Linked DNA regions of Homo sapiens: region 2 is linked to region 1. Evidence: chromatin loops called from intact Hi-C (ENCODE). Cell type or tissue: Caco-2. All regions are shown on one strand. Each heading gives the region's core, and the rest is flanking DNA. Links, peaks and the distances in the headings are about the cores only. Region 1 overlaps GALNTL6 (polypeptide N-acetylgalactosaminyltransferase like 6). Region 2 holds the start of GALNTL6-AS1 (GALNTL6 antisense RNA 1).

Region 1 (5,389 bases), core at 58-5,057:
TAAACCACAAAACCATCGTGTGTCCCATGATCGATGTCATTGACCACAATCACTTCGGGTATGAGGCACAAGCTGGGGATGCCATGCGAGGAGCCTTCGACTGGGAAATGTACTACAAAAGAATCCCCATCCCTCCAGAGCTCCAGAGGGCAGATCCCAGCGACCCTTTTGAGTGAGTAGCAGCCAAGGGAGGGGCCGAGGGGGTGAGGGCAGGTAACTCATTGCAGTGTTAAACCTGGGCTCAAGAAGACAATTATCTCTAACAAAATGGAATAAAACAGGCGGCAACAATATGCAAAACATCACAGAAAGGTCAGACCTACACCCTGTAGAAAATTACAAGCTGTATCGAATTCATGGAACACCCCTTCTTAAACTTTGCTAAGCATGAAACTGTACAGATGAAAGAACCAGGAAAATGCATAAACAGAAAATACATAGAAAAGGAAGGCATGTTCCCTTCTTAGATGCTTTCTTATTTTCAGTTGTTTCTGTTCTTTTGACTTTTCCCTAAAGGATTACTGAAAACAACTATTTTGTTTTTCTTTTATTAGAAATTGATATAAAATATGAACCAGTGTTTAAGCCTACTTTCTATACCCTGTTGAAATTGTGTACCTATAACGGAAGCGTGCTCCTAAGCAGGTGTTCCCACAACTGAAACATGGGGAATTCAATCAAAGTGATATACCCAGAGTCAATTATCTTTGATAATCCTGCCCCTAATTTAAGTACATCCTGTACAGAGAAGAATGTACAGCAATGATCTAATGATTAATTTCTACCAAACGACATCCTGTTTTTTCAGTGTGGACATAAGAAGTATGCATTTAAAGAAAAAGAAAAAATATGTATAGTTTAGTTTGACAGACTATCAAGACCTTTCATAGTGAATGGTAAACTTTTTCCAACAGTTAGCCCAGAGATTATCCAAGGTATACTATATATCTATTCCTTATACTGCACCCTTTGATATCATTAAAATTGTTATTTTAAAACTATTATATATGTTTTTCTTAGTACAAGAAAAATGTCTGTGATCAAGGCTTTGCACACTCTGAGTCCATTTAAAATGCATTAAAAATATCGTCTTTTCATCAATAATATGGGCCATAAAAGTTTGCAGTAAAGAAGCTACTGAGTACGAAAACCACTTCCTTGACACTAACAGTTTAAATTACAATCAACATTTCATAATGATCAGGAAAATATTTCCTACACTTCTAGTCTTTAGAAAAATGAACTCCTGGGGAAGCAAAGGGAATTTCAGAAGACGTTAGCCTGATACCACGCGAGAGAAGTCGTTTCTTTTGTAAAATGAAGCGCTCTCATTAAATATCCAGAGCTTCTGGAGTTCAGCCTCTTTTGACGTGATACTTACTGGAGAGTTTTTGAAAAGAAATAATAAAGGACCTTTGTTACTTCCTCAAATGCTTTGGCCAAAATTTCATGGGTATTCAAAACTACTAGAAAATCTTTTTAGTAATCTAAGCAAAGTGTTTCTAATAAGCATTTGAAGTGAGCTTAGCTGAGAGATGTTCTTCAGACTTCTCTGAAGGCAACCATCTGAAAGTCTTGACAGAGGGGCTTAAGGTGGGACGAGTGACAAGGTTGTGAGGTGATGCATATGTTAATTAGCTTGATTTAGCCATTCGACAATATGTACGTATTTCAAAACATCATGTTGTACATCATAAATATATACAACTTTTATATGTCAGTTTAAAATATAGATGAGAAAAGAAAATAAATTTAAAACGTTTTAAATGTAAAAATTTTTAAAACATGCGTGTGGAGAGGAGTACAAAAGGGCCTTAACCGTGGTAGAACTGTTATTAGGTGCTGGCCCACAGCAGAAGAGCCACAGTTCGGCCGCTATGATGTGAAAGTACACATTTTAAGGGCTAGAACTCACCCAGGCTGGCTTTCCAAATACCGTGATAGTGACTGGTTATAATGACCTTTACTTTATTTGCACTGTGATAGCAGAGTAGGGGTCCTGCTTCCTGAAACAGTAGGATCAAAATGCCGTCAGAGGAATCTGCAGTGGAGACAGTTATAAAAGTATTCTCAGTGCCTGCACTGACAGTCAACATTTTTGTCAGGCTGACTCTGACTATGGCTATTACAATATCAAGCACCTTGCTTAACCACAGAGCTGGCAGAATTGGTAACTTTCAGAACTAGGTTACCTCTTGTTTCTGTCCCCTACGTAGGTGGTTGTTGAACTGTCAAAATTTGCATTCATCTATTGCATATTACTATCTTTCTGCCTTAAGTCTTATTGATTCCTAGGAATGTGGACACTTTAGCCTCTTGTAATAAATGTAACTTGCAGGAGGTGTCCACTTTGATCTTATAAACCGTGTTTGCCTTCCTGATAATAAAAGAATGGTTACCCAAGCAGCTCTGAGCAGCGTATCGGCAATTTCATTATCACGGCAGTCACCTGAATGTGCTCATAAACAGACAAGCTTTAGGCTAAAACTTGCTTCTCTAGCTGTAAAGCTTTAAGGTACACAGAACGAAGGCAGTCTATCTATACAGCTTTCTTATAGTCTTCCACATTTCAAGAGGCTGCCGCCAAAGTGTATGGTTTTCTGTGGGAAGACAGGGAGAGGAGGCTGAAAGGCTAGGAAGAAGGGAAACAAAGAAGAATGTGCAAACGTATCTCAAACCCCAGTATTTTTCATACAATAAGGATGCAAAAATTATCTTTCTGTAGCAAGTTTATCAAATGTCTTAAGTGACAAGATTTGAATTATCTAATTTATTCTGCCATTACTTGAATTTTCAGTGACTATTATAGCAGTGATTATAGCAGTGTTTTCCAACCTGAAAATTCTGTGAAATTAGTGGGGCATTAACAGTATTTAATTATTAATTAATTGGATTGAATTCAATTGAAAATTTTAGAATGTTATACTAATGGGTAGGTATAAGTGTCATTTCTCAAATATTCAATTTCAGTTATAAGGCATATATGAACCTGATGTGGTATAAACTGTATTTCTTCACATAGACTACACAGTCAAAGTGGTCATCATGTACCAACTTTCTAAACTAGGAATCAAGGCCTTCAACAATCTGACTAGAAAAGGAAAACTCATGGATAACTTTGAGCATTAAGAAAATATTTACTGATATTTACAAAGGGATCCTGTTTTTCAACAAACTGCTACTAGAATATAAGAGAAAAGGCAGCATTCATGATTCAAATTATTATATGGTGGTCATAATTCCTGTTGGATTGGATACATTTAAGAAATATTTTGGCTGGGCACGGTGGCCGCGCCTGTATTCCCAGCATTTTGGGAGGCTGAAGTGGGTGGATCATTTGAGGTCAGGAGTTCAAGACCAGCCTGTTCAATACAGTGAAACCCCGCCTTTACTAAAAATACAACAATTAGCCGGGCATGGTGGTGGGTGCCTGTAGTCCCAAGCTACTTAGGAGGCTGAGGCAGGAGAATTGCTTGAACCCGGGAGGCAGAGGTTGCAGTGAGCAGAGATTGCACCACTGTACTTCAGCCTGAGAAACAGCCAGACTCCGTCTCCAAAAAAAAAAAAAAAAAGAAAGGAAGAAATATTTTGGGGCCAGGAACAGTCACTCACACCTGTAATCCCAGCACTTTGGGAGACCAAGGCAGGCAGATTGCTTGAGCCCAGGAGTTTGAGACGAGCCTGGGCAACATAGCAAAACCCTGTCTCTACGAAAAAAATATATACATATATAGTGGGGCATGGTGGTGCACGCCTGTAGTCCCAGCTACTTGGGAAGCTGAGGTGGGAGGATCACCTAAGCCTAAGAAGTTGAGGTTTCAGTGAGCCATGATCACACCACTGCATTCAACCTGGGTGAGACCCTATTGCAAAAAAAAAAAGTTGAATTAAAATAAACAAGAAATATTTTGGGTTATTATTAAGGAAGAAACCAGAATGTTCCCTCTTTCTGGTGGCTTTTATCATGATGTAATGCTTTGAGGAAATTCTTGTTATTCATGGCTTTTAGAAGGTTTTCTCATGACTGGTCCATCTTGAATTCAGGGCACTTAGCAATGAAAGACTTTTCTGTGTGACAAAACATAATATGCTCCTTCAGCCATGATGACAAAGAGAAAGATGTTCATTTGCTTTCTAAAAGTTTAGAGTGGGCCCTAAGAAATTATCTTGTCCAAATTCCCTTCAATGTGAGCAACCACTAAACAATGTCCAAGACAGGCATCCAACCTCTGCAGTAACTCATCTTTAAAGTAAATTTCCTACCTCAAAAGATAGTCGTTTCTGTTAGACTTATTGACAGAAATGTTTTCCCTTGTATGAAGAAAATTCTGCCTTCCTGATCCCAAATTGTCCTACTTGAGATACGAGGAATATCTAATTGGTCTTTAATGACAGAGCTATTAGAAATATTTGAGAATAGTTGCCATGCCTATACTGCCCAAGAGGGAAAACAACAAAACATTTTTCTTTTCCAGGCTACATATTTTCAGTTCTATCACCATGTTTTCCAGGTCTACTAGAATCTTGTAAAAGTTCACACTCGTTGATGTAATGGTTCAATACATGTAAATTCACTTCACTGCTGCCAACGTTTCTCCAACTTGTCTCCAAGGGCAGCATGAAATAGTCCATCCAGTATATCAGGTACCCAGGCCCTAATACATGACTCTGTCAACTATAAAAATCAAGTTAATTTCTAGAGAATTTATGCAGGTTCCTAGCTATCATGCTTCCTTTTGCTAAATAGAAATAATCGATTCAGCAGTTTATTCAATTTTGCAAGTTGATTATATTTTTCAGAATCCACCTCTATTCTGTCTTTGTGATTGTGGAGAAATTATTTTTGCACTGCCAGTCTTCCTCAGATAGAGCTTCACAATTCCTTAAAGACTTCTAGAACTAAGAGTTTTAATCACCATCAATGGAATTCTTGCCTAGACTTATTAGTGAGAACTGACATTCTCTATTTTCCATCTATGGTATACATCAATTTCCAAAATGCTTAAAATAAATACATATATACAGCAGCGGGGAAATTCACAGGCTAAAATCATCCTTTTTTTTGGAGACAAAGTCTCACTCTGTCACCCAGGTTGGAGTGCAGTGGGACAATCTCGGCTCACTGCAACCTCTGCCTCCTGGGTTCAAGTGATTCTCCTGCCTCAGCCTCCTGAGTAGCTGAGATTACAGGAGCACGCCACCATGCCTGGCTAATTTTTGGATTTTTAGTAGAGACAGGGTTTTGCCATGTTGGTCAGGCTGGTCTTGAACTCCTGACCTCATGATCTGCCCGCCTTAGCCTCCCAAAGTGTTGGGATTACAGGCATGAGCCACCGCACTTGGCCACAATCATCCATTTTATTCTCTCAGAAACCACTATGTTCCACAG
Region 2 (5,389 bases), core at 133-5,132, 89 kb before region 1:
TTATTTCAAGCCATTAGTCTATTATACAAGATATCATTTGGAATTTATTCAAACCTAAGCAACACAAAATCCATCCTATAGTAGCTTAAACAAGATACGCTTTTTCTCACGTAACATAAAATCTGGAAGTAAGGAAACTCAGGACTAGTGAGCAGTCGATGATTATCAAAGACCCAGAGTCACCCATCATGAATGACAACACCTTTGTGAAGCATCTCTGAATCAATTAGTTGGGCTCTCTCCCTGTGTTCAACTTTGTATATTAGCCTTTGCACAACTGTCTTGTGCTTTTTCTGTTTCCAAGTGTCTCCCACCTCTGCAGTCTGAGATTGCTTAAATTAAGCCTTCCTATGCTCTTCCTGACACACAGCAAGACCTCAATACATTTGTATAAAAATTAATTAAAATGAGTGAATTAAGAAGGGAAGTTATTGAAGTGGTTAGCCAAGTACTAAAGAATCAGTTTTTACGTCAAAATATGGCAATAGACCCAAAGTTTGGGGAAAAAATAGAAATGATTCAGAAACCTGAGAAAGAGAAAAAGAAATAAAAGGTGAAAAGCTCAAGGAATCTGGGATTCAAGAATCAAAATGTGAAATCCAGGAATCTGGGCACCAAGAAGAAGAGCAAGAAAGGAGCTTGAACATCATCAGGGTGCTAACAAGATATCACCTGGGCTCTCCTTCTTCCAGGACACCCAGACATGATTTCACACAATTTTTCACATGCAATGGAAGTCTTCGTCTCCCCCAACAGCCAAAATTTTCTGGGTTTTTTTCAAGTATTTTTCCCCTGTCTCCGTGCTTCTGTTAGTACTGAATTAGTTTGGGTCATGAATTATTTCTCTATTCCATATAGCATTTTAGGGGTAATTCTCATCTCCTACCTTAGTTCTTTGGAAAAATCCATTTAACACAACATTTGCATGTATAGGAGACACTACAGAATATCTATGAGGATTAATGAGGATTTTAATTATAAACATTAATAAAAGCAACTTCCAACTGAATATTACATAGTCCTAGTACTAAGTATTTTGGCTCTCCGTGCCACCCCCAAACTTTTTCACCTTCTACTGTACTCAGGCTCCACACATTCTTCTAGTTTTAGGAATGCAGAATTTCTCAGAGCATGTCAGGAAAAATATTACTCCTAAACTTAGCTTTGAGTCCACTGTGCTTATCTAGATCAAATAAGGATCTTCTTCTCAACAGATATAAGGGGTTGTAATATAACTGGAGAGACTCTTTATCAAAGATAATCAAAATTATAAACAGTATAAATGTTCCTAATTAGGCCAAAACGTTGAGAGACTATATTCCTAACTTAAGATAAAAATTGGGTTGAAAATATTGTCAAAAGTTAGAATTAGGTGTAGAAGGGTTAGAGATAGGCTTAGAGTTTCTTGACAAATGTTTAACAATCTTGCGTTCTGCTTTAAAGAGGTCTGGATTTGGTTAATGAATGATAAACAGTCATTTCCTCATCTGTGAAAAAAATTATTCATTCTGCTAATATTTGTCATGCTTCTATGATGTGCCACGTAATGTTCTAAGCTTGTAGATATATCAGTGAACAAGAGAGATAAAATACGTACTCTGATAGAAGTTAGAGGTTTATAGGGATAATAATGGTACTTATTTCATAAGGTTGTTGTGAGGATTAAATTATAAAATGTATGAAGCCCCCTTAGAACACTGCCTGGAATGTTGTAGAAGTTTCAATGATTATAATTGAGGCAGCGTTCCTTCCGCGGGGGCACTAGCTGCGGGGAGTCTGTTCCTTCAGAGCCCTGATTCAGCGATGGATGAATAAACGTACACTGACACACAGATATTCTGCTCTGCCAGTCCCGCTGAGGGTCCCAGTCGCTTACAGGCTTCCTGCTGAGCCCTGTAAACAGTTGCCACTGGGCCCTGATCAGCTAGCGAGGCTCTCGCCATTTATTCAGTGACTAATTAACAAAAGTTGTGAGTAAACACCACTAGAAGGTAAGGATCAAAGGCCAGGTTCCGAGGCCTAAAGCAAACATCATTTGCAGGTAATAAACTTCTGCCGACCCCCGAGTAGGAGGCAGTAAAGTACCCGCGGTAGGACAAAGGTCAGTCTTAAGCCAATATAAGTAAGCATGTTAGTAAGAGCAACTTCCCACATTCCTTTGTACTTGCACCCTAATCTTTCTGGCTCCTGCAAGGAGAGCTTGGCTGCCTTCAGCCAAGCAATCTGAAGCTATGCAAACTCTCAGATCTTCCAAGAGAGTTTTTGGCTATTACTATAACTATCTTAATATTTTTCCCACCAGCCTGATTGAACCCCAACCTATAATCACAATTATTATAAGATGATTATACTCTGATGAGAACACTTGATCAAAGTACAGTGATGAAGAATAGGAAAGTTCTTGACACATAGGGATGAAAATAATGGAAGCTTATCATGATCCATCCAATTCAACACATATTGATTGAGAGCCTATCATATATCAGATAGTGTTCTAGGAGCTTGAAATACAGAAATGATCAAAAAGAAGGAACTCAGAAGTTGTCAGAACATGTTTCTTACCTGGTGTATGAGGTCCCTATTCTCTCTCTAATAGTCCCTGCTTCTGTGAGCTTAACCACCATTTCAAGTGATCAAATGTCAGGTCATCTTCATTAATGATTATTGTTAAGGATCTCTGTGAAAATAGATTAACTTTCAGGAATCAAATATAAGTGACTCTCAAAGGCGAAAGACATCCCACTGGCATTCAGATTAAAAACTTAATAAACTGGAAAACTATAAAATGTGTAAATGAGGTTAAAAGTATTTAAATAACAATGAATATTTTTCTACCTTAATATTAAAGTTAATAAAATTGATAGTAAAATTCTTTTCTCTCAGTTGTCATTTTGTGTCAACACAATTTATGACTTGACCCAAGCTCCTTGTGTGCCCATAGAAAAACCTGGCCACTCTACTGTTTTAAGAAATAACGCTGTAGTCATCCAGAAGTCTTACCTCTCTAAATTCATCTGCAGAAAGTCATATACTTTACACCACACAACTTTCTCCCATTCTAGTCTCATTTTTTCAAGAGCTGCCAAATCTAAAGGAAGGATAATTACTCACAAACTATAAACGAATTCAGTAAATAATCATAGAAAAATGCTCAGATTCACTAATGAGCAAATAAATTCAAATTAAAACAATGAGGCATGAGATATGTATTTAATCTAATAAATTAGCCAAACAAATCCTGTTTTTATAAAGATAATTCCCAATACTATCAAGAAAGCAGGAAAATTGGTAATCCCATATTGCTGATGTCAGTGTTAATTGGCCTTTAAGGAATAAATCTAACAAAGTGTGTCACATGCTATTAATTTTTTCATATGTTTTGAACAAGTAACTCAATTTGTTGTGTTGTATCCTAATTTTGAACAGAAGCATATGCATGAAGATGTTATTAACACCATTATGTGTATTAATAAGAACAGAAATAATTTAAATGTCAAACAATAAGAAAACTCTTAATTCTAGCACATTATTTAAGCATTAAAATGTTTTTAAATATTTTTCTTTTTAATATTTAAATTATTTTAATATTAAAAATATTTTTCTTCTTTTTATTGTTTTTTTATTGAGGTAAAAAATACCATCTTTGCTATTGTTTTCTTTTTTCTTTTTGAGACAGAGTCTCGCTGTATCACCCAGGCTGGAGTGCAGTGGCGGGATCTCAGCTCACTGCAACCTCCGCCTCCTGGGTTCAAGCGATTCTCCTGCCTCAGCCTCCCGACTAGCTGGGACTATAGGCACCTGCCACCACGCCTGGCTAATTTTTTGTATCTTTAGTAGAGATGGGGTTTCACTGTGTTGGCCAGGATGGTCTTGATTTCCTGACCTTGGCCTCCCAAAGTGCTGGGATTACAGGCGTCAGCCACCAAGCCCGGCCCAATCTTTACTATTTTTATGTGTACAATTCAGTGGTAATAAATACATTTATATCCTTCTTCCTTTTCTCTTATATTACTCCATTTTACCTTCCTGGCCTCCGATAACCACCAGTCTACTGTCAATCTTCATGAGATCCACTTTTTTTAGTTCTCACATAGGAGTGAGAATATGCAATGTTTGCCTTTTTGTGTTTGGCTTATTTCACTTACCATAATAGGCTCCAGTTCCATCCACATTGCTGAAAAAGACAGGATTTCATGCTTTGTTATGGCTGAATTATATTTCATTGTATATGTACATATACAATGAAATATATATGTACATATACAATGAAATATATATGTGTGTATATATATTACATTTTCTTTATCCATTCATCTACTGATGGGCACTTAGGTTGATTCCATATTTTGGCTATTGTGAATAGTGATTTGGGTATTGTGAATATCATAATATTTGGGTTTTATGAATAGTGCTGCAATAAACATGGAAGTGCAAATATCTCTTTGATATACTGATTACCTTTCTCTCAGATATATACACCGTAGTAGAATTGCTAGACAATATGAAAGTTCTACTTGTAGGTTTTTGAGGAGATTCCATAATGTCCTCCAAGTGGCTATACTAATTTACATTCCCACTTAGCGTATGAAGGTTGCCCTTTCTCCACATCCTTGCCAACATCTGTTGTTGCCTGTCTTTTTGATACAAGCCATTTTAACTGGGGTGAGATATCTCATTGTGGTTTTGATTTGCATATCTCTGATGATTGAAGATGATGAGCATTTTTTCATACACCTGTTGGCCATTTGTATGTCTTCTTTAGGGAAATGTCTATTGAGATCCTTTGCCTATTTTTAATTTGATTATTTGGGTTTTTCCATTATTGAGTTGTTCGAGCTCCTTATATATTATATATTCTGGTTATTAATCCCCTTTCAGATGGATAGTTTGCAAATATTTTCTCCTATTCTGCAGGTTGTCTATTCAGTTTTATTGATTGTTTCCTTTGTAGTTCAGAAGCTTTTTAGCTTTATGTAATCCCATTTGTCTATTTTTTCTTGGTCGCCTGTGCTTTTGAGGTCTTACACAAAAAAATCTTTTCTCAAATAAATGTCCTAGAGCATTTTCCTAAAGTTTTCTTCTAGTAGTTTCATAGTTTCTGGTCTTAGATTCAAGTTTTTAATCCATTTTGATTTAATTTTTATGTAGGGTAAGAGATAGGGATCTAGCTTTATTCTTCTACATATAGATAGTTACCCAGTTTTCCCAGCACCACTTATTGAAAAGACTGTTCTTTCCTCATTGTAAGTTTTTGGTGCCTAAGTTGAAGATAAGCAGGCTGTAAGTGCATGGATTTATATCTGGATTCTCTATTCTGTTCCATTGGTCCCTGTGTCTATTTTTATGTGAGTACCATGCTGTTTTTATTACTATAGCTTTAGAATGAATT

Evidence for each region. A loop is a pair of places that touch in the nucleus more often than their neighbours do. Peaks named below come from ENCODE experiments on the same cell type or tissue, not always from the same donor. Only the 100,000 strongest peaks of a DNase experiment are listed, where the experiment ranks them.
Region 2: it touches region 1 in a loop (8-fold over the local background); 1 of 110 quality-filtered maps calls a loop at or near these places.

The regions. Positions count from the first base shown.
Region 1 is chr4:172,813,552-172,818,940 of GRCh38, forward strand. It overlaps GALNTL6 (polypeptide N-acetylgalactosaminyltransferase like 6), which reads left to right. Exons shown (of 13, transcript NM_001034845.3): 7 at 1-172. Among named protein-coding and RNA genes, the nearest start is that of GALNTL6-AS1, 89 kb to the left of the region's middle. In Caco-2, for the core only: no CTCF peak of the experiment used is centred there; a DNase peak (open chromatin) is centred at 2,430; H3K4me3 peaks cover 464 bases.
Region 2 is chr4:172,724,262-172,729,650 of GRCh38, forward strand. All of the region lies in intron 5 of GALNTL6 (polypeptide N-acetylgalactosaminyltransferase like 6), which reads left to right. It overlaps GALNTL6-AS1 (GALNTL6 antisense RNA 1), which reads right to left and starts at 2,617. Exons shown (of 3, transcript NR_125894.1): 1 at 2,563-2,617. In Caco-2, for the core only: no CTCF peak of the experiment used is centred there; a DNase peak (open chromatin) is centred at 2,010; H3K4me3 peaks cover 157 bases.